Regions from separate parts of the Homo sapiens genome. Here all the other regions are linked to region 3. The links are chromatin loops, found by intact Hi-C in ENCODE. Cell type or tissue: Caco-2. All regions are shown on one strand. Each heading gives the region's core, and the rest is flanking DNA. Links, peaks and the distances in the headings are about the cores only.

What was found. A loop is a pair of places that touch in the nucleus more often than their neighbours do. Peaks named below come from ENCODE experiments on the same cell type or tissue, not always from the same donor. Only the 100,000 strongest peaks of a DNase experiment are listed, where the experiment ranks them.
Region 1: it touches region 3 in a loop (7-fold over the local background); 2 of 110 quality-filtered maps call a loop at or near these places.
Region 2: it touches region 3 in a loop (5-fold over the local background); 3 of 110 quality-filtered maps call a loop at or near these places.

Annotation. Positions count from the first base shown.
Region 1 is chr6:114,191,730-114,199,410 of GRCh38, reverse strand. All of the region lies in intron 2 of HS3ST5 (heparan sulfate-glucosamine 3-sulfotransferase 5), which reads left to right. The region is part of intron 8 of HDAC2-AS2 (HDAC2 and HS3ST5 antisense RNA 2); the gene reads right to left. Among named protein-coding and RNA genes, the nearest start is that of HS3ST5, 150 kb to the left of the region's middle. In Caco-2, for the core only: no CTCF peak of the experiment used is centred there; DNase peaks (open chromatin) are centred at 3,600 and 3,890.
Region 2 is chr6:114,300,155-114,307,835 of GRCh38, reverse strand. All of the region lies in intron 1 of HS3ST5 (heparan sulfate-glucosamine 3-sulfotransferase 5), which reads left to right. The region is part of intron 9 of HDAC2-AS2 (HDAC2 and HS3ST5 antisense RNA 2); the gene reads right to left. Among named protein-coding and RNA genes, the nearest start is that of HS3ST5, 39 kb to the left of the region's middle. In Caco-2, for the core only: CTCF peaks have their summits at 3,144 and 3,348 (motif pointing right); no DNase peak of the experiment used is centred there.
Region 3 is chr6:114,140,724-114,148,404 of GRCh38, reverse strand. All of the region lies in intron 3 of HS3ST5 (heparan sulfate-glucosamine 3-sulfotransferase 5), which reads left to right. The region is part of intron 6 of HDAC2-AS2 (HDAC2 and HS3ST5 antisense RNA 2); the gene reads right to left. It overlaps LOC124901383 (a long non-coding RNA gene), which reads right to left and starts at 5,457. Exons shown (of 2, transcript XR_007059718.1): 1 at 5,384-5,457; 2 at 4,385-4,786. In Caco-2, for the core only: no CTCF peak of the experiment used is centred there; DNase peaks (open chromatin) are centred at 2,834 and 3,234.

The DNA.
Region 1 (7,681 bases), core at 2,276-4,775, 51 kb before region 3:
GAGCATTTCATAGGAACAATATTCCACAAATTCACACACTGGAAAAAGCCACATTGACCAAACAGGGACCTAATTCCAGAAAGAGCAGAGTATTTATTTTGTTCCAGTACATTATCCTGTGCTGGCATCCTTTACGGCCATAAAAACTTAAGTCATTTTTGCAGTCAAATTTGTAGTTTCTTATTGTTTTCCCTGTTTATTTTGGTACATGGTATGCTATTTTAATGTCTCTAGTTTTATATTTGGTTAAAACATAAACATTATATATTTCTATTTTATCACTTTCATAATAATGGCATCAATATTTTATGACTTTCATATTTTTACCCCTACCACTATTCCCTCAGTTCTACTTCTAGACAGTTGCCCTATGTCTTGGAAGTGCCTTGGTATCTATTTGAAAATCATATGTGATATTTTAAGTTTGTAAAATGTTTGTGATTCTAAAAGTAACCTTTTATAGGCCAATTCACTGCTCGAGGGCACTGAGTCTCTAGGTAGCTACACCTGGGAATAGAGGTGTGTGTGTGTATATGTCATAAACAGATGTTTGGTCATCATGAGAATTAGGCATACAACCTGTGATTATCTAATGCATTTATTAAAAAAAAAACTTGTACTAAGTAGCAGATATTTCCATTAATCTCTCATTTCTACTTATAACCACATGATTTACAAAGTAAAGTCCACAATCAGTATAGAATGCTTCCAACTATGCACAATTATTTCTTTAGTTTATTTAATTGTACATTGAATTTTGTGAATTTACAGAGTTTTCTCAGAATTTCTTCATACAACCTGGTGAATCACTTTCTGTGTCAGCTCTGCCGATGTGTAGAACAGAAGGTGCTAATTGCACCTTAAACCTATTCCCTATTTTTCTGCATTAACTCTGATTGTTCCTTTGGGTTGATCTTGGAAATTCTGATGACTATGTGCCTGGGGAATGATCGAATTGTATAATATCTTGCAGGGGTTCTCTGTTTCTTGTATTTCTATGTTGACCTCTCTAGCAAAATTGGGAACATTTTCATTGATTATATTCTCAAATATGTTTTCCAAGTTGCTTACTCTGTCTTCTCTCTCCAGAATGCCAGAGTCATAGATTTGGTTACTTTGTATAATCCCATATATCTCAAAGGCTTCGTTCATTTTTTAAAGATTCCTTTTTCTTTATTTTTGTCTGACTGGGTTGATTTGAAGGATCAGTCTTTGAGCTCTGAAATTTTTTCTTCTGCTTGGCCTAGTCTGTTGGTAAGGCTTCCAACTGTATTTTGAAATTCCTCTAGTGAACTTTTCAATTCCAAAAGTTCAATTTGCTTCTTTCTTAATATGGCTATGTTATCTTTCAAATCTTGGATCACTTTTCTGGCTTCCTTGGATTGGATTTCAACTTTCTCTTGGATCTCCTTGAGCTTCCTTGCCATCCAGATTCTGAATTCCATGTCCATCAACTCAGACATTTCAATCTGGTTAGGATCCATTGCTAGGGAGCTAGTGTGATCCTTTGGAGGTAACAAAACACTCTGACTTTTTGAATTGCTGGAGTTCTTGTGCTGATTTTTTCTCATCTAAGGGAGCTGGCATTTCTACCTTTTTGAAATAATGTCCTTTGCAGCAACATAGATACAGCTGGAGGCCATTATCCCAAGCAAATTAGCACAGAAACATAAAACCAAATATGACATATTCTCATTTATAAGTGGAAGCTAAATCTTGAGTACACACAAACAAAGATGGGAACAGTAGATGCTGAGGACTCCAAAAGGAGGGAGGGAGGGAGTGGGCAAAGGCTGAAAAACTTCCTGTTGGGTACTATATTCACTGTCTAAGTGTTGGGATCAATAGAAGCCCAAACCTCAGCATTATACAATATACCCTTGTAACAAACCTGCATATCTACCCCAGAATCTAAATAAAAATGGAAATTAAAATAAATATATATACAATGAGATTTTTTAAATTTGACAAATGATTATAAAATTCAACTGGAGGATAAATATGTAAGAATAGTTGGAAAACGTTTTAGACTACAATGAATTATTGTAGAGTATATGGGAAGTCATCAAAACCTAAGAGATATTAAAATGTTTTTAAGGTGCAGTTATTAAATTTGTATGGGACTGACAACAAAACAAACAAATATCAATAATACAGAATATATAGTCTTGAACAGGACCAAATATGTGCAAGAACTTGGTAAGTGATTTTGTGGCAGTTCATTCATTTATTTGTCTATTCAAAAAATAAAGTACTCATTAAAAACAACAAAAAAAAAAAAAGAAAGAAAGAAAGAAAAAACACTGTTCCATGGAATAGAGAGGTCTCTTCTCATTTTAACAAAAATGGCTGGTTCTTGACCAACTGGTTGGAGCCCTGGGGCCTTGGGCTGTCTCCATCCTGAAGCTAAACCTATCTTGTCTTTTCAAGGCAACAGCTACCAAAAAGACAGCACTGCATCTTTACTTCTTTACCCTTCAATAGCATTCTTTCCTCAATCATTGCTCTTTTCACCCAATGTTTATTTTTTTTTCCATTTACAAACTTGCCTGGACTTTAGTTTCTCCTTCCTAATAACACCAAATCCCCTCCTTTAAAAACAAAATCTTTCAAAACTACATTAAACGAAACAGTAACTTCAAAAAATAATCATATAGCTTATTATCATCACACATTGTAAATTCCATATCAAGTGACTCTTACTTCCTAGGCTAAGACTCTACTTCTATGGAATTTTAGGTCTTTTTTTTTTTTTTGTGGAGCTCCAGCCTGGCTAAGAGGTGCTTACAATGATGCTAATAATTGAGTTTTAGGCAAGTAATGAAGGAGACTTCACGAGGGCCGCTCCCTGTTTATTTGGTTTTGTCATTAGAATTTGGGCAGTACATTATCTGTTTGCCCTTTCAAAGAGTAAACACAAAGAAATTAAGTAAGCTAAAAGAACCTACTATAAGGTTGTAATATCTCATTCTTTTACAAAAGCCCCACTCAGCGGAAGGACGGGTATGGAAAGATCTTTTTGCTTTTTTGCTCAACTCCGTCTCCCTGCACCCCAATTCATAGGCAAAACAGAAAATCCTAAGAACAAACTGGCAAAGCTACAGAATATAGACCCCCATACTAATTTCCCTGATTTAATGTAGATCTTACTGTTACAGTCTCGCCAATGCATCACAATGTAGCAGTGTCTCATTGTGAAGTACCACCCGGAGTTCTTCATCTCACAACCAAGAGAATTAAGAAGTGTGGACACAAAGGGTGAGGTTGGAGCGAAAGTTTAATAAGTGAAAGAAGAAAGCTCTCTGTCATGGAGAGGGGGCCCAGAAGAGGGTTGCTGTTTTTACAGTTGAACGCAAAGGCTTTTATAAGAAACTGAAGAGGGCTGGGCGTCTCATTTGCATAAGCCACGAATTTCTGGTAGCTCCACTCCTGTTCTCCTAGTGTGCATACAGGCCCTTAGCTTGAGTTACTCCATATTGCTTTGCTCCCCTTACTGTGCATGTATTAGAGGATGGAATTTTCCATTGAGGGCATGTCTTAGACAAGGCCTTCTGTACAAGTTCCCTTATCTGTGCCTGCAGGCTGATTTTTCAGGCTATTCTTTTGTTTGAAAGAATTCAACCAAGGACCCACCCTAACTGCCTGCTTGACCACTTTCCCTCTTTCTCCTCTCTCCAACTGAAGTTCACTCTTATCCTTCCTGAGGACATACACCTATAAATTCTATTTCTTCCATTTATCTACCTAATTGCATATTTATTAACAAATGATATTATCAGTTCTGCCCCACAGTGTGATTTCTCCCCTCTCAGCATAGGCCAGAGGCCATGAGCCCACAGGATTATAAAACAGATAGAATCCTGGTCCTGGACACAGGTGTATTTAGTGTGGCTTGTGCAATGCTTTAACAATTTTTTTTTTTAATTTGCATTCCTTTACTGTGGAAGGCACACTCCAAGCCTGACCTCACCACTCTTTATTGGCTTACAACAGCTGAATGCACACATTTACCTGCTTAGTGACATGGGCAGTGGGTCTGGTCTCTCTATAGCTCCTCAGTTTGACTCATATTCATATATCTCATTTTCTCCAGCATACAGGATTTATTTGCCTCTAGCTGCAACTTCCCTTCACCAAAATGATCATTTTTCCCTTTCTCAGATGGCCTGACCTAGAAAACTAGAAAAGATCTCTTGACTGTGGAACTTGGTCATCTCTGGGGAACTAGCTCCCTCTAAATCTGCTGACATCATCCAAACAGCAGTTCCTTAGTGGCTCTCTGGATTTAATAATGACTTGAAACTCTCGGGTAAAGTGGTGGAATGTGTAATCTAAATATCAAGGTTATGTGTCCTGCCCACTTTCTTTGTATCTTTCAGTGGTATCTATTGAAGCAGGTCAGCTGAAGAATGACAAGGTTCATACAAGTGGAAAGGAGAGCTTTATTTCTCATAAAGAGTTGCAGCCTGCAAGGTGGCTATTCTGATAGGCTGGGAGGCACGGCCTCTGGCCAGATGCCAGAAACAGACTGCTTTGAGGGTGGGACAAATAGGACAGGGTTTTATGCTGAATGAGATGGCCAAATATACATATTCAATAAACTATAGGAGGAGTCATAAATATTCATGAAAGGAGAGACCTGCCCATGTGCAACTGAGCTTCATGCCTCTCCATGGGACCCATGTTCTAAAATTGGCAGCATTAGCATGATCCAGGGGTAGAATTTTCCACACTCTGATGTCAAAGGGTAAAGCAGGGGACACGAAAACCCTCACTGTGTATCCTCCACAGACTAGCCTGAACCACTCCATGGTGAGTGCTCCTTTATCAAGAAGAAATGCTGGTTGGCTGTTGTGCCAAAACCACAAAAGGGAGGGCCAGCAATCAGGCAGTTGGTTGAAATAGCAGTGGAGTCTTTTGAAAGGGCTGGTTTCTGTTTAGCCCTTACATAAGAAAGCCTAAAGGCAGTTAACAAAGAGACTACAACGTGACAAAGTGTGTCCGACCTCCCATCCTGTCATGGCCAGGAACTCAGTTTCCAGAGTTTCTCTGATGTCCCTTTGGCCAACAGTTCGTTCATCCAGTTGGAGGGGGGCTTAGAATTTTATTTTTATTTACGAAGTGATCATAATTATTTAATATTATTCAGCTAAAGGGAGCTAGCTTTTAGGAAATTAATTTCTTCAGGTCTTTCTTGCATCCAAATGCCCAGATTTAGTCAATGCAAAAGATATCTGTGTTCAAATCAGTTGAAATTAGAGGATTGATTTCTGAGTTTTCCAGCACGAATGATAACTTGTTTCTTTCAATATGATTCTCTTCTCTTCAAAAGATAAACTTCATGTATCTTGATGAATACATGTCTCCTCCTAAAGTATGTACATAAGGTACCTAGTGACAGTATGTTCCTTGCACTTATTTTTATAGGCCCATTTATCAACTTACTTCATAATTTAGGAGACCTGAATGCTTAGATGGGCTGTGAAACAGCTATTCAGACATCATTCAGAATATATGACTTGGAAGCTGCCCCCAGGAATAGATTTCTGATTTGTAGAAGAGAGTACCTGTCCAAAGGAATGTATAACCATAATCTAATATTGCTTATTGTTAGTGTGAAGACACATGTGGAGGAAATTTCACTCATAATAGTAATATTGATTACTCAAGAAGTAGTTGTCTTTGGGGGATAATAATACTGATAGTTAACATTTTTAAGTGTTTATTATGTGCCAGGCATTACAGTACTATTTCATTTAACCCTTAAAAACCCTACAGTTTAGGTACTGTTTCTTTTCCTATTATATAGATAAGGAAATTAAGGCACAAAGAAATTAATAACGAATTTGTTCAAGGTCAGTGCCAGGGTTCATACCAGGGAGAATGATGCCAAAGTTTAGTGTCTTAACCTTCATGTGACACTGCTGCATATACATGCTTCTACCACAGCCATTGTAGTCCCCAAACACACCAAACTCTGTGTTCTGCGAGGTTTTCTCTTTATCAATAATAAACTTTACTCACCAGGTCCATCTTTTGGCTTGCTACATATCCTTCAAAATATGGTTCCTATATCACCTCATGTATGAGGACTTCCCTGACTTTTCTAAGCAGAATTATAGCTCTTCTTTTCTTCAGCTCCCATAACACTGTGTGTGTGTCTGTCTGTCTGTGTGTTTGTTCATATGTTTGTCTTCCACCAGTGCTGCTTATGAAGCAGGTAGCTTTCATCTCCAGGGTTCCACCCATTAGTGATTAATAGAAGTTTGCTAATTGAAAGTGCTCCATGAATGAGTTAACAAGATATTAACCACTTAGTCCTGGTTTGATAAAGACTGCTGTGATGATAGCATGACAGAACCTGAAGAAGAAGAAAAAAATCCCACAGATATACACCCATGCTCTGATTAAGTTAAACTTTTAAAAAGGTGGGGGCAGGTGGGAGAAATGAAAAAAACACTTAGATTATAATAACCTTCTATGAAATGCATGGATATAGCAGTTGGAGAAAATAGTAAAATCACTTTCTGTTGCATAGAAGCTCGTAATATGACATCTTTCAGAGAAACTGTGGTAGTCTATATATATTTTGACTGACGTTACAGTATCTTATTTCTTTTTACTTTATACCCCTAGGGTAGAAGCTATGACTCTGGGACCAATTTTCCCCAAATTGTATAGTTCTGAGGTCTCTAGCTGAATAATCTGTGGCTCTCCCTCTGAGTCTTCTAAATTTTCCAAAATGGAGTGCCACCCTTTTTCCTGGGTCTTGCCTTTTTAATTGACACTTTAGAATTACAGGACAGTTGGCTCTTGTCTTGTAATTTTGACAAGACAAAGCCTTGTTTTGTAAAGTTTGAATGTATCATTATTCAAATTCCTTCAAAAAAACCTGGGTGGAAGAGGTGATTAAAATAAAATTTAAAAAAGCTAGGCAAAACAAAGTTGAATGCACCTTAAATAGACAGGTTTGGCCTTGTACTCTTGCCTCTTAACAGCTTTGTAATGTTGAGAAAGATACCTCTCTGTGAGAGAGTTCTCTAATCTGTGAAATGGGATGATAGGTATCTATATCTTATAGTTATTAAGAAGATTAAATGAGTTCTGTTTGCAAAGTGCTTAGAACACTCAACCATCATCAAGTTACTTAGAAATCTATATGCATACATTAAATCTCAACAAAAATGCTTTCAAAAATTATTATAATTCCATGCCCTCCACTTAATGAAAGTGATAGAAAACCCTGTGAAAAACATTTCTCCATGTTTTAAAACCCTGGTTCAAAATAACATCCATTTTGTTGCTTAATTTCATTATGTTGTTTCTTATATAAGGATTGCATGACACATTCAATTTTAAAGTTAGTAACAGAAAAATATTTTCTCTCTTGAAGAACAGATAACTGTTTCTATAAAATATTAAAATTTATATGTTACCTTTGGCTTTGGGGAATAATTTGCCAACAGAATTCAAGGTAACAACCTTTGGAGGAAACTGAAATTTAAATGCCGTGTTGGGGAGATACATATGTCTTCATGATCAATTAAATGAAAATAGGGTTAAATTTTGATTGCAGAAACTAAGGAATCTAATCAAGCGGTCTGCCTCAAAGATGGTCAATAGAATCTAGAGTGGAGGTGGGCCAGGAGGACCACGGTGGACAGGGCCAAACATTTCCTCA
Region 2 (7,681 bases), core at 2,276-4,775, 160 kb before region 3:
CTGGTAAATAATAATATATTGATAAGAAATTTTAATTCACCTCACATTGATATTAATTAAAACGGTCATATTCCAAATTTTCTTGGTTATATTGCTATCAATATTTTATTATCTATTAAAGGAAAGCAAATCACATCTCACTAGTAAACGCCAATTCATCTACTTTTTAAATTTAAATGCAAATTCTTTCCACCCCTTACCTTTACAAAGAGATAAGTCAAAATAGGAATTGCGTATGTTATGCATTACTTTATACACACTTCAATATCAAAATTATTTTTTATCATGATTCTCCAGAAACTTATTTTAGACCGACATCAAGGAATTCAATTTTTATCCTAGTTTCTATATGAAATTGCAATACAACAATAAAATTCTTAGACATTTCTTATTAAAGAAAAAAAAAACTAGGTTTTATCCTAGTTCTCACAAATCCCTGTGTAATTTTCAATAGATTACTAGATGGAAAAAAAAAAACAGTAAGGATATTTGTGCTATACATACTTCAAAGGTGGCATCCTATGCTCTTCTCATGAAGGACAGAGAAATGCCTTTTATATTATGAACTACTAGTAAAGTGAGTAATGACTAAGAGGATGTCCTAGCAAACCTGCCCTAGGTAATCTCATACAGGTTTCAGAATCAAAGTTGTAAATTTCCTCTTAGTGCCTACAAAGTTTGGAAACTGCAGTTTTACAACATAAGGCTTTGGGCCTTCTGTATCAACAATAAAGGAATCCAAATCCACATTTTCTCTAATTATGATTTGGAAGTCCTTGCTTGAAGTGAATATAGTAAGATGTTCATGCTGCCCTTGCTACTGTCGTTAATTGTGCACAGTTCTCCCATGATCCTTCACCCGCTGCTGCTACTGCCTATACTGAGGTGGTCAGAACAAAGTTCAGGAGAAATAGATGTTGAAATGGACAAAAATAAGTGATCGTATGTCCTATATGTATTTCTTAAGAAGGAAATAAATATTTAGCATTTGGGGAGTCTCTTGGTTATTCAGATTTCTAGCTAGATCAGAAATAGGTAAGATTTACTAGATTTCTTAATCCTTTTATTAAACTTATTGGATTCTGGATTGTAAAGCACTTGATACACTTTCATTTAACTTGGGTACTCAAATAGTATCTTTCACATATAGCTATTTTTATAGCAACCACACCTGTGTCTTATAGAGCAATCCATAGGTGTCTTTTTTATTTAACCTGTAGAATATTGAGAATGTTTTTAGTCTAGAATTGCATTGATGTATAACACTTCACAGCTAAAATATAGAAACACTTTAGAAAAATTACTATAAATATAATATCGAGCACTAAAAAACAATGTTTTAGTAATGTTATAATTCAAAATTGGCTCTGAGATATATTCTAGGTCAAAATTATATACTATTTGTAATCCAGTGAAAAAATTATTTGCTTATAGATTATATATATGTAATAATTTATATGTAAATGATTTTACTAAGAGATAAAGGATGAGAAGACCAAAGATGTCCCCTAAGGATGCTGTAGGAATGAAGAATATATATTTTATATATATATATATGTGTGTGTGTGTGTGTGTGTGTATATATATATATATATATGTATATTTCATTTACAGAAGCTTTGCCTTAAATAGTCCCTGAATAAATGAGAAAAAAAACTAAACTGAAATTTGGACCCTTATGAGAATAGAAGGATATGTTGAACATTTTTTAATAGTCATAATTATTTAAAAAATTACATTCAGGCAAAGACTCCCAGAATTTAAAGCACTTTCTTAGAGGCAGAATGCAATGGTAATTGTACAGGAATGCGACTTTGGACTTTCTGAACTTAAGTGTTTATGTCTGTTAATTCAAGATGCCAACCAGTTGGTCTCTCAGTTCAACATTATGTAGTCCAGTGTATTATGTCAATCCTGCTTCTCAAATTGTGGTCCATGGACCCCTGAAATCTTCTAGTCACTGTCAAGAGAGTCCCATAATAATATTAAGGTGCTCTTTGTCTGTTTCATTGTGTTGAGATTTGTATTGATGGTGCAAAAATCAGTGGTGAGTAAGATGCTGGTGCCTTAGCATGAATCAAATCTAAGTGGCACTAGACTGATTGTATTATTTACTGCCACATATTCACGTGAAGAGAAGGAGAAGAGACAGGAGAAGGAGAAGGCAACTTTTCTTAAGAGTGTCCTTGATGAAGCAGTAAAAATCTCAACTTTTGAGCATGGTCTTTTTAATAATCTGTGTGATGAAATGAAAAGTACACATAAGATACTTTTACTGCATACCCAAGCACAAGGGCAGTCTTGAGGAAAAGTTCATGTGGGTCCTTTGAGTTGCTAGCTGAACTAGCCACTTTTTCATGGAACATCATGTTTACTTGAAAGAACAACTGTCAAGCTGCTATTATTCATAGTTGGGTATTTCACATGCATTTTCTGAAAAATAACATAGTGAGTCTGTCACTTCAAAAGAACAACTGACAATATTTGTTTTCAAATTTGAACTTTTACTTGAAAGCTTGAATTTTAGAATTAGAAAAAAGTATTAGAAAATTGTATATGCCACTCTGAGTATGACTGCTTCTGAATATGTAAAGACTTTCCTGATGAGGTGGGTGGTGATATTAATGAATATGATTTTTAAATAATGACATATGTCAACATTTAGGAGAACTGCAGAACTCAGTGCAATATTTTCAAAATGACCAGTACATGATGGTAAAATTTATGCTTAGTAAGAGATCCATTCAAAGTGAAAGATAGGCCAGTGAATTTTAATGTAATAGAGTACATTGATATGGTTTCAGATTTCACATTGCAACTAATCTTTAAGAAATGATTACTTGTCAAGTTTTGGTGTAGTATTAAAGAAAAATACCCACAGCTATTTTAAAAAGCTATTCAATTACTCCTTTCTTTTTCAACTCTATGTCTATGTGAGAGCTAACTTTTAAAAATATACATCAACCAAAACATCTTGCAAAAGATTGACTACTGAAGCATTTATGAAAATCCAGCTGTCATTTATTATGTCAGACACTAGAACTTTTCAAACATATAAAACAATCTATCTCTTCTTGCAGTTTTTGTTTGCTTGGAAAGGACAGTTATTTTTCATAACAATGTTATGTGTTAACATGGAATGAGTTCATTTTTGCTATTTTTAAATGAATGATTTTTTAAAAATCTGTTTTAATTTCTAATATGGTTAATAGTAATAAATAAAACCTACATGAAACAAAAGCTTCTAAGACCAAAAAGTTTGAGAATCGCTGATATAATCAGGGTGGTTTGGAAGCAGCTATTCAAATCCAAAATAAAGCTTCTTTTGCCACTAGAGGGAGCTTCCATTTTACATAAATGTATTGTATAGAGGCATTAAAAATTTATATGAAAAATAAATGTGAGAGTTCTAGAATCACAGCACTTACTATGCAGCACAAAGCTTTGTGAGAACACTACTGCTTTATTTCTGTGGTAGCCCTTTAAACAAAATGGAAGGATTTTTTTCCTACATTCATAATTGTGTTTGTGCCTAGTATGCTTGAGAAAATGATGTCAACATTAGATATTTAAGAAAACATCACAAATTCTTAATATATGATACCATATAGAAAGAATTCATTATCTTTTTCATCTTTCTAACTGCTTCCTTATAAGTAGCAGGTGTTGATGTAGTTCTTTCTTTTCTGACTGACCTTTGAGTAATTGCTAATTGAGTGTAGGTCAGTCAGAAATACTTCTGACATCTTGTATTTCTCCCAGAGACATTTGTATCAGTTACAGAGAAATGACTGTGCATATGGAAGCAATGGGGAAGTCCTGAATGATTTAGTTCTCTTCTCTGAGGTCCACATGGAATCACACCACTACTGCAGCCAGTCATTACTGTGGTTTTATAAACTCTCCCTCAGTGACATGCATTTTTTAAATAATAAAATTTATCTTTCTTTGTCTTCCTGAAGGCTTGATATGGAAAATCACATTCTGATTTATGGGCACAGGCTCAATAGATAAAGCTGCTAGATTAATTTTGTAGATATTTTAGAAATAATTGCATGCATTATATTTCATAAATAATCTTAAGTAGACAGTGTTATAGTAGAATTTAAGTTAAGCACATCCAAATTTGCAGCACCAATGTTGGTCCAAATTCTTTAGGATGTTTGTCTTCTTAGTATGATGTAATGTGCCCTGATAAGTACCAACGTGAGAAAACCCCTGTAAGAAAAATCATTTTCCTTGAGTACTTTCTTCTTCCTGCAGAGCCTTTTCTTATATTCTCTTAAACTAGTGGTTCTTAACATATTGAAGTAAAAAAAAATTGTTTTTAAATCAGGTGGAAGCCATAGTCACTCTGCCCAGAAAAAAAAAAATGCAAACACAGTATGATATATTTTGCTTACAAATTTTCAGGTTTTTGGACCTCCTAAGTCCATGAGAGTTCTAGGTTAAGAATCCAGACTTTAAATCAATAGGAAACCAGTGAAGCTAAAATGTGGCAGGTTTCTTTTGAGGTGGGGGTGGGGGGACTGAGGAAGGAGAGTATAAATATCTGGGACAAACATGCGTTAATCACCTTATTTATTTGAAATCACAAAAAAATCTTTGGGAATCCTGAAATACTTTTAGTAAAGGCTCCAAAATCCATTTCTACTAAAATATTATATATATAAAAGCTAGAGCTGAAAGCTTAGGTAGAGTTGAGGCCGGACTTGGTGAAACCTGGTTACACCCCAGTGCAGAAATCCATCCAACCTGCCAGTCTCCGTCATGGATTTTAAAAAGTGATGTATTTAGAAAAGCAGTATTCAGTCCATCTTAGTTTAAACAAATTAAACTTTTTTGAGTTTCCAGGAGCCAAATTAGTCTCAAGAATTCATTAAGAATAACTACACAAGTTTAAGTTATATAAAAGAAGCTAAGAGCATTTTAAATGTGGGCAAACAACTCACAATAGTAACATTAAAGTTGTTCATCCATATTCAGTTTGTAACATTTTCACTCTTAATTGAGAAAGGATTGTCATAATATATTTCAACTATGAATAATGAAGACATAAAATGATTTTACTAAGAGATAAAGGATTGGAGGACCAAAGATGTCCCGTAAGGATGCTATAGGAATGAAGACGAGAAAGGAGAGTAGAAAGACAGTCCTTTGCTCACAAATTCTTGGCAAATGTTGACAGTTGAAGCTTACCCAGAAAATGAAATAATTTTTTCTTTCTTTCAAAATAATTGTACCCCGCATCTCTGCTCCCTAAAATGTTTGTGAAGAATTTTCATTATTACACATTGCTCTCCAGATGTCCTTCTTTTAATCTCACATTTACATACCTGAATTATTGTCCTAGGTTTTACTTAAGTAGCAGGTGATTGATAGTTTAATTTTGCATATGTGCTTGGATATAGCCATGGTGGTGAAATGAAACTAGACAAACTTTATTATTAATAAACTTAACTATGACTTTCTCTTACCATTTCATGTCTACTGCCATATTCTAGTGATCATGAAATAATAATTTGCAATGGCTTTCAGCAAGGATAGATTACTGGTACCTTGATTCTACTTTTTTGAGGGTTATGTTGATTGAAACGATTAATTTTTCTGTCTTTCTCATTACCTAGTTGAGCCTAACAAATATATTAAGGGTGTCTAGGGTCATCACACATAAAATGAATGTGTGACTCCTGCAAAACTGAAAAATTGAGTTTGTAGGCTGCCAGTTTGGCAAGAATACATTCAATACCTTTCTGGGTAACTTCAAATATTTGCAAAACTTGGAGACAACAGCAGACAGTATGATTTGCAGCTTGGAGAGTAAACTTTGTGAGTCAACAATGATGTTGAAAGCCAGCGAAGATCTAATAAATACACGTTACAGTTTTAACACTGAAAATCAACTTGCAGTTATTCATGAGGCTATTTTTTCTTCTTAAAAAGCCCTTGGTTGCCCTTCCATTCCTCTAAATTTGGCAGACACACTTAAGTGGTGATGATGAGTGGATGGTGGCATGTGGCAGGCTGTGTCATGGTCCTGGGAGACCTGTCCCATTCTGAAGAGAACCCCATGAAGCAGCTGAGGGCTCAGCCATATGTCCAGATTTTTCAGGAGATGGATGATGAGAGCTAAGGAGAGTGTCAGTGTCCCTGAAATGGAGATCAGGTCAAGGATTCAGCCCCAGGTAGAGAAGTGAACCAAAGCTTTACCATATTTAGGAAAGAGTGTGGGGTAAGGAGCTCTGGTGCTGATGCAATAGGGAGAATATTATGGCTTCTTCCAGATGTAGATCCCTTAAATTTACACAATTGCCTAGGATACCAAGGCTCACTCTTAGACCTTACTTGCTACTGGGAATGAGGCTTCTCAAATTAAATATGCCTTGTTCAGGATTGACTCAGGTGAGCTAAGACAACAAGTGTTTGACAGTGGATCCACAACTGAGAAAATGAGGACATCTTTTCTCCAGTGCAACACTTTCATTTCCCAGGGGACCCTAGTGTGTCCTATGAATGACCTTTAGAAATAAATTAACTTTTCCTAGAAAAATAACAAAGATGAACTAAAAATGAACTTATTATTAATAACATACATTTTGCACAGAATTGACCTTTGATGAAACCTGCTTATTATTTTTTAAACAGCTTTACTGAGATGTGATTCTCATACCATAAAATTCACCTATTTAAAGCATACAGTTCAGCAGTTTTTAGTACATTCACAGAGTTCTGTGACCATTACCACAATCTCTGGAACATTTTATTCTAGAACATTTTCTTCATCCCCTCAGTAATCCCTGCACCCGTTAGAGTCACTTTTCAGACTCCCCCACTCCAACGTACTAGCTCTAGGCAACTACTAATCTACTTTCTGTCTCTATAGATTTTCCTATTCTGAGCATTTTATACAAATCTAAGCATACAATATGTGGTCTTTTGTGACTGGCTTTTTTCACTCAGCATAATGTTTCAAGGTTCACCCTTGTTATAGCATGCATCAGTACTTTATTCCTTTTTACTGTACAGTAATATTCTATTGTATGAATATACCATCTTTTATTCATTCATCAGTTTGTAAGTATTTGTGTTTCTACTTTCTAGCTATCATGAGTAATGCTGCTGTGAGCATTCATGTACACGTTTGTGTGTGTGGACATAAGTTTTTATTTTTCTTGGATATGTATCTAGGAATGGAATTGCTGGGTCATATGGCAACCCTATGTTTTGTGTGTTGAGGAATTCACAAATTGTTTTCCAAAGTGGTTGTGCCGTTTTATAATCCCACCAGCAATGTATGAGGGTTCAAATTTCTCTACATTCTTACCAGCACTTATTATTGTCTGTCTTTTTTGTTTTAGCTTTTCTGATGGTGGTGAAGTGATATCTCATTGTAGTTTGAGATTGCATTTCCCTAATTACTAATGATGTTGAGCATCATCTCATGTGCTTGTTGACCATTTGAATATCTTCTTTGGAGAAAATGTCTATTCAAATCTTTAGCCCATTTTTGAATTGGATTTTTTTGTATATTTAAAGTATTCTTTATATGTTATATATACAAAACTCTTTTCAGATAGATGGCTTGTAAATATTTTCTCCTATTCTCTGGGTTGTCTTTTCATTTTCTTGATGATGTCCTTTGAAATACTATAGCACAATAGTTTTAATTTTGATGAAATCC
Region 3 (7,681 bases), core at 2,193-4,692:
TCAGGTGATCCACCCGCCTTGGCTTCCCAAAGTGCTGGGATTACAGGCATAAGCCACTGTGCCTGGCCTCTTCTAGGGTTTTTATGGTTTGGGGTTTTACATTAAGTCTTTAATCCATGTTGAGTTAATTTTTGTATAAGGTGTAAGGAAGGGGTCCAGTTTCACTTTTCTGCATATGGCTAGCCAGTTTTCCCAGTACCATTTATTAAATAGGGAATTCTTTTCCCATTGCTTGTTTTTGTCAGGTTTGTCAAAGATCAGATGGTTGTAGATGTGTGGTGTTATTTCTGAGGTCTCTGTTCTGTTCCATTGGCTGCAGACCTAAGAATTTATAATGTCTAGAAAAATGATCTTATGGTACCTAGAAATGAAATTTCCAATTCAAATTATTCTAGAAGTAATGATTTTCTTATATCAAATCATTCTGAAATTATAATTTTATGCATTCGGATGAAGGAGGATATATATGCTGCAACAGAGATCAAAAGTGACAGAAGCTTACCTCTAAGAGAAGTTTATTTCTCTGCCAGGTGCGGTGGCTCATGGCTGTAATCCCAGCACTTTGGGAGGCCAAGGTGGGAGAATCACTTGAGGTCAGGAGTTCAAGACCAGCCTGGCCAACATGGTAAAACCCTGTCTCTACTAAAAATACAAAAATTAGCGAAGTGTGGTGGTGCCTGCTTGTAGTCCCAGCTACTCGGGAGGCTGAGGCAGGAGGATCACTTGAGCCTAGGAGGCAGAGGTTGCAGTGAGCTGAGATTGTGCCACTGTACTCCAGCCTGGGTGACAGAGCGAGACTCCAAAACATCTCCGCCACCCCTCAAAAAAGGAAGTTTATTTCTCATGACCTAACAATTCAGAATGAGTAGTCCAGATTGGTAGGTTGGTTCTGCTGCACTAGGTTATTCCAAGACCCTATTCTTCTGTGTTTCAATCAACTTCATCTTCATGGTTGAAGTGAGGTCACTGCCATGCCAGTGTCCCTATGCATGGAGGAGCAGAAATGAAGGGCAAACAACCCTCTTAAGTGATGTGGAAGTTGCACACATCACTTCAGCTCACGTTCTATCAGTGAGAATTCAGTCACATGGCCACATTTAGCTGCAAGGGAGGCTGGAAAATAGTCTGTGGCATCCTCATCTGAGTTCGTACCCCAAATAGCCAAATAACTATGTGTTTTCAAAATCCCACTCAGTCTTTGCATCCAGCACAAAGTCATGTGCTGGCTTTTCCAACAAGAGCTGAGATAGCTCTTTTGTGCTGGTAATGTGTAAACAGTTAAGATTCTTGACTTTGCCCACAGAGTCCCCCTATATAGTGTTAGTGTAGTAATAGGATAATGCAGTATAATCTCCCATTCAGAAAAGAAAGAAAGGGAAACACATAGTAGTCCCTGATCCATACCAGTGATGAAAGCCTGCTGCTCAGTGTATTCAGCTGTTCTTGCATGCCATAAAGAAATACCTGCAACTGGGTAATTTATAAAGAAAAGAGGTTTAATGGCTCATAGTTCTGCAGGCACAAGCATGGCAGCTTCCCAGGAGGCCTCGGAGCTGTTACTCATGGCAGAGGGTAAAGCGGGAGCAGGAATATCACATGGCAGAAGCAGGAGTGAGGGAATGGGGGAAGGTGCCATACACTTTTAAATGACCAAATCACATGAGACCTCATCAAATATTGCAAAGACGCACCAAGCCATGAGGGATCCACCCCCATGATGCAAACATATCCCACCAGTCCCCACTTCCACTGTTGGGAATTTCAGTTCAACATGAGATTTGGGCAGGAGTGAATATACAAACCGTATCACTTAGGAACAGCCTCCCTGCCCTTCTAGGGGTTGATGCCCTCTGCTTAGACCCTGGTGGACATTCTTGGCCATTGGCCTCCATGGCTTCTAACTTTCCTCTCTGGAGGTTCTTCCTTGCCCATATTCTCCTTAGCCACATGTGAGGTGAGACAGAGAGAAACACTCCTTTGGGGACCTCGTTTAGGGATTGAACAATCACAGGACTTTATGGGCCAGACTTCTACTTTCTTTAACGATATGATTCTCTCAGAACTTAGTCAATTTAGGTCAGCCAACTGTATCTTCTGTAAGGGAGGAACAAAGTTGACTACCTTTAAAAAACAAAAAGTACTCTTTCACAGTGCTCGCAGATTTCTATTTCAAATATTCTATTTAGCTGTCTTTATGGTTGGCCGTTAGGATAAAGCTCTCTACTCTCAAAGATTGCTTCTTGTAGAACTGTGGTTTACAGAGAAGAGACATATCTAGAAGCAACTGGACTCTGTAATTTTTTTTAATTTTAGTAGAAATGCTAAAGGTGATTTTATTTCTAAATCAGACTATTTTTTTCTATTGAAAATTATGAGAGTTTGGACCCATTTAGTTAGCCAGTCTCCAGTAGCAATCCATTCCATCACAACATTAGGAAAATGTACTTTCCTTTCAGATGTCCATTGGTTTAAAGGTGATGCGACATCTCAAGGGTATCAGTTCAATTAAGATCACTTACCACAAATTCTTTAAATTCAGCTATGATAGATACAGCACTGCTGTGAGAAATTATCCTCCCAAAGCTGAGGGCTGTGGCTTAGGGGCAGACAGCTGTGTTCCTGATGAGTGAGGAAGGCCCCTGCTTCCCACAGCACCCCCACACGAGCCCTGCCTCCCACTGCAGTTCGCAGCAGCTCAAGACTCAACTCTCACTTCTGCATCTGCTGTCTTTGTTTGCTTTGGTGTCCTTGACCCTGCCTGCTCCACGTACCTGGCCACTCTCATTGAACCTTTATGGTTTTGACATCTGTCATTTTCTGCCCATGTAAACTACCCTGGCCACTCTCTCCAGACTCCCTCCTTCTAATCAGGCAGGCTTTGTGTCCCCATGTGAACATTCCTGTCATTCCTCTGGTTTGGGGACCTGTCTCTCCCAAACCCGACATTCTCATTTCATTTCAGGCTTGCCATAAACCAGGGCTCAGATAAGCCAGGCTTACTGCTGGGACCACTGCAAATAATACCTGAGATGAAACTCGAAGCACACTAAACCATTTTGAGAAAGAATCTTTCACAATAAAGAAACTCTATTCCTGGAGAGATGATGAAATTTCAGTGTGAGGTGTTTTGTTTTTTGTTTTGTTTTAGCAAGGCAGTCTTTGAGCTGTGTGAGATAGGACTGGAATGTGCTATCAGGACCAACCTAGAAGTACAAAGCTAAGCCCTGCCTCCGGGGCTTGTAGGAATGTGGACAGAATACCAGAACCTAGTTGGTATACAGGGTATGAAGTCAGGTTCAAATGCCAAGAAGTAAGGGTCAGGTCAGCAGCAAAAATCAACAGAGAGTGGAGGAACTGGAGTGAAGTTGGAGCACAAGTGAGAGTAATTTCCGTGAGCATCAGCTGAGATGTTTGAATGGCCCAGGCTCTGCAGACACAGGTATGTCACTACCCGGCCAAGGCTCCCACTGTTCAGGTCCCAACTAACAGCAGAGCAACAAGTTAGGCAGACATAAACGTTTACTGAATAGCTGTTATATATCAGGCACTGCCACAGGAGCTATACAAACGTTACTCATTTAATTCTAACAACTGTACTTTGAAGTAGGTATCAACTCAGCCTTTTACAGATGAGGAAACTGTAACATGGTTCAGATGACCTAGCTAGTAAGTGTCAGAGCTAAGATTAGTGCCCAGTTCTACCTAATGCCAATGGCTTTGCCTTTCCTGTCCAGCAGGGGTTAAAATATGTTTAAAACAATCTATGGATTTTTGGGACCTGCTACCTCCAGTTTCCATGTTTCTGCTTATGTCCTGTAGATGCATTTATTTGAGAACTAACTTCTGGATAGAAGTTTCAAGATTAAATGCTCATGTTTGGTCATATGGTAGGAACTTTTGGAGAGTTTAATTTTAGGCTGTGTGGGACCATTATGCAACTTATCAAAGACCGTCCCAAAGCTGAAAGAGTTTTCTTTCTTTGTGATGTAACTAAAAATGTCTTTATCGGGCTCTGATTTTATTTGTGAAATTTCAATCTTTGAACAATGACTGGTGGGAAATCCAGTTAATAATGTGAACTCTTCGCTAAATGTATCGGTCATAGGTCATCCAAAGGTGATGAGAAGTCTGCCAATGTTTGGGAATGCTGCATGCTTGTCTCTGTACAGTCCAAAACAGAGTGAAGTTTTTCAGCCTAAAAACACAGGAAAGCAGCTCTCCTATATTCATCAATCTGGTCAGGGGCAGTTCTGTGACAGTCTGCTCAGGCTACAGAGTAGAGTGGTGAACACAGTTGCCACTGGGAACTCTGGGACTGCATTTACACTGCCTGCTGGTTTCCCACTCACTTAAAACCTCAACATAAAAAATAGAGATGAGTCTCTTAAGTAAAAATTGTTTTATTTGAGAATAATATACAAGAAGTAGGACTGCAATCTGGGACATATATACAGACCAGATTGGCCTCTGGAGTGTCCACAGAATAAAGGAAAAGGTTAGAGTTTATTGGGAAAGGCGGAGGCTATGCGTTGGTTTTGGAAGAAAGCTTATTGGTGCTGGCAGCAACAAAAGAGCTGGTGAGTTCTGACTGGCGAGTGTCAATAGTTATTAGGTAGGACTTGTAATCCTGGAGTTACAGTTAGGCCCTTGTAGTTTTGGACTGGGCTTGTGAGACTGTGTCAGGCACATGTTCTTGTATAAGCAGCTAGCTGTCCTTATGCTGCAAACTGTCCTTGTGTGACCCATGTAATAAGCTGCAGTTTGGAAAAATTTCTTCTGATGGCTCCTGTTATCAAGAAAATCATGTGTGAGATCCCTCCGTTCATGATCCTCCTTGGCGCCATTTGCCCGGGTTTGACACAAGTGACTCTATTTTGAATCTTACAACTTTCACACCCCAAATGCTAGTATTGGAATAGTAATGATACTACATATCTAATCACCTCCTATTCTGCAATGGACATGCACAACTTCCTAAAAAGAACACAAATCCAGAAGAGGAATTAGACAATGGTTATATATAGTGATCTCCCACTGAACACGACATATGTGTTATTAACAATGATAATCATTATTATGCTAGACATTTTGCAGTACTTATTATGTGCCAGGCATTATTCTCATACTTTATGGATATTAACTCATTTAACCTTTACAACAGTCTCATGAAGTAGATATTATTATTCTTCCAATATTACATCTTCCAAGATGAGAAAACCAAGGCATAGAACAGTTAAGTAATTTGCCCAAGGCCACATGTCCAGTGAAAAGCAACCACTGAAATTATGCTTCCTGTTTGAAAGAACTGACGATAAGGCAGATTTAATGAGTGACAAGTACTTTGGAGTCAGTAAAGGGAAAAGAGAGAGCGTGATAAACTTACCTATAGTGTTTAGTCTAAGTTACCCCACTCTTCACTGTGGCCACCGTCCACCACTTGTAGCTCTTCTCCAAAAGCCTGAACATTTTTCCCCGTTAATGTGTTTAGGCAAAGATAATTGCTGTGGTACTAAGGCAGGAATTGGTGAGTGAGGTGAGAAGATAACTTTTACTTAGTAGCAGTCCAGAAGAAATGACAACATTCTTCACAGCACTCCTCCCTTAAGCTTCCCTATCCCCTATAAATGGATAGACATACAGGAAAACCTTGGTATGGGACTATTTGTGTAGAGCTCATGAAGACTAGATTGATTAAGGGAAGTTATGTTAGCTTCTCTTATGAGACTTTGAAATCGTTTTATTATGCAGAATGCTTTCTGTAAATGGCATTTACCTGTAAGAGGAAAAAGATGATTATATCTATTGATTATATAATTATTCATCTTTACAAACATTTTGCAAAGATTATCACATTTAAATTCTGTCTGGCTCACAAGGCTTGTGTTATCCTCACCCACCCTCGCAGTAACTGCTCCCTCCTTTCTCCCAGCCACGCTTACCTCCCATGACTCACTCGTGAGCCTGCCACGTGACCGTATTCAGAGCTTCCACATGGAACAGGTTAAAATGAAAAGGAAGATTGTTGACATCACTTTCTGATGTTACTTTATTTTACTCGTTCCTTTCATTGGTTTACCAATCCCAAACTGTAAACCTTATTTGACCCAGGACTTTTTCCATGTTTTAAACGTTCATTACAATTGCACAGCTCCTATAAATGCATGCTCCTCATATCCCTGTCTAAAGAATTCTATACAGAGATGGGAAGTTGTTATCCTTGAAATAATCAGACAGTGATGCTCCAAGCAGGAAAGCTTAAGAAATAGGGATGATAAAGGAGACAGTACACAAATGGAAAAATTTAAAGGCAGGGCATTATTTTGTGAGAGAGAGAAGAGAGACAAACTGGAAACCAAGAAATATCATGAATATTACAAACAACCAGCTGTAGGAAATGAGGAAAAAAAAATGAGATGGAACATGAAGCAGGGAAGCATTTGTTTTATTCAAATAGATAAGGATCTGAGAGCCATTCGCATGGCAGGCTTGTATGCAAAATACACACACACACACACACACACACACACACACACACACACACACACAAACTATCATCTTAGATAGAGCAGAAAGCTGACAAAGTGGCAAGATGCTGAGAACACTGGCAGTCCCAAGCCCATGTCTGTAGGACAGGAGCCAATGGGCAGGAAGGGCACGCTCACCTTCTCAGCCTCGCCTTCCAAACAGCCCCTACTGCCTTGTCACATTCCAACTGAGTTTCATGCATTTGGTATTGTACATATTGTTAAAATGAAAATTAAAACTGTCATACTTGGGTGACTCAGGCACATTTATAATTTATCACCTTTCTTTATAGTTAAAAAGAACAACCAGGGAAATGCAGCTTAGCTCTCACTCACAAACTCTCAGCACTACATAAAGCATGCTTGAGCCTCATAAGACAGATATACTGCACACATTTAGCATATTTCTTTCTCCCCTTATGGAACTTTTTCTTACCCCTCGTATGCTTAGCTTTAAATATATTCAGAAGCTATAAATATTACATGGAATTTTGAGATCTGAAAAATGACTTCTTCATTGCTGATATACTGATATGCTGAAGAACAAATTTAGTATCCATATTTACATGATAAAAGTTTTCAGTTAATACACTGGACTGTTTTTAGCCATCCATGGCAATGCTGTGATTACATTTCAATCGTTGAGTGAAGGAGAGAAAAGGATCCAATTTAGAATGAACCCAGGTTTCTGGGTAAGTGGAGATTTGCTGAATTTGTAGGGGCAGGAAGAGACACAGGTCTCCAGTGGTAAAGTTAAGTATATTTTAATGAGGCACTGTAGCCAGAGGTGTCCTCTTGATATTTAAAGTATGTATAATGCACTCATTTGGAAAATGCCATTTTATTTCCCTCTGAATAAAAATAATAGTTACTACTTATTGAGTACTTGATTTGTTACAGGCATTGTTTCTCACTCTATCTTATTTAATCCTTATAACAACCTTGTGGGTATATTTCTTCAATTTACAGATGAGGAAACTGAAGCAGAAAGAAATAAAATAACTTGCTAAAAAAAAATTACATAACTAGTAAATGCAAAGAACTGCCAGGCTCCAAGATCTTGCCTTTGCCTCTGCCCTGTACTGCTTCCAACTTGAAAAATAACAAACTAGCCATTTTTGACAGAACAGTCACGTTTCTCCCTTGTGGCTCAATCT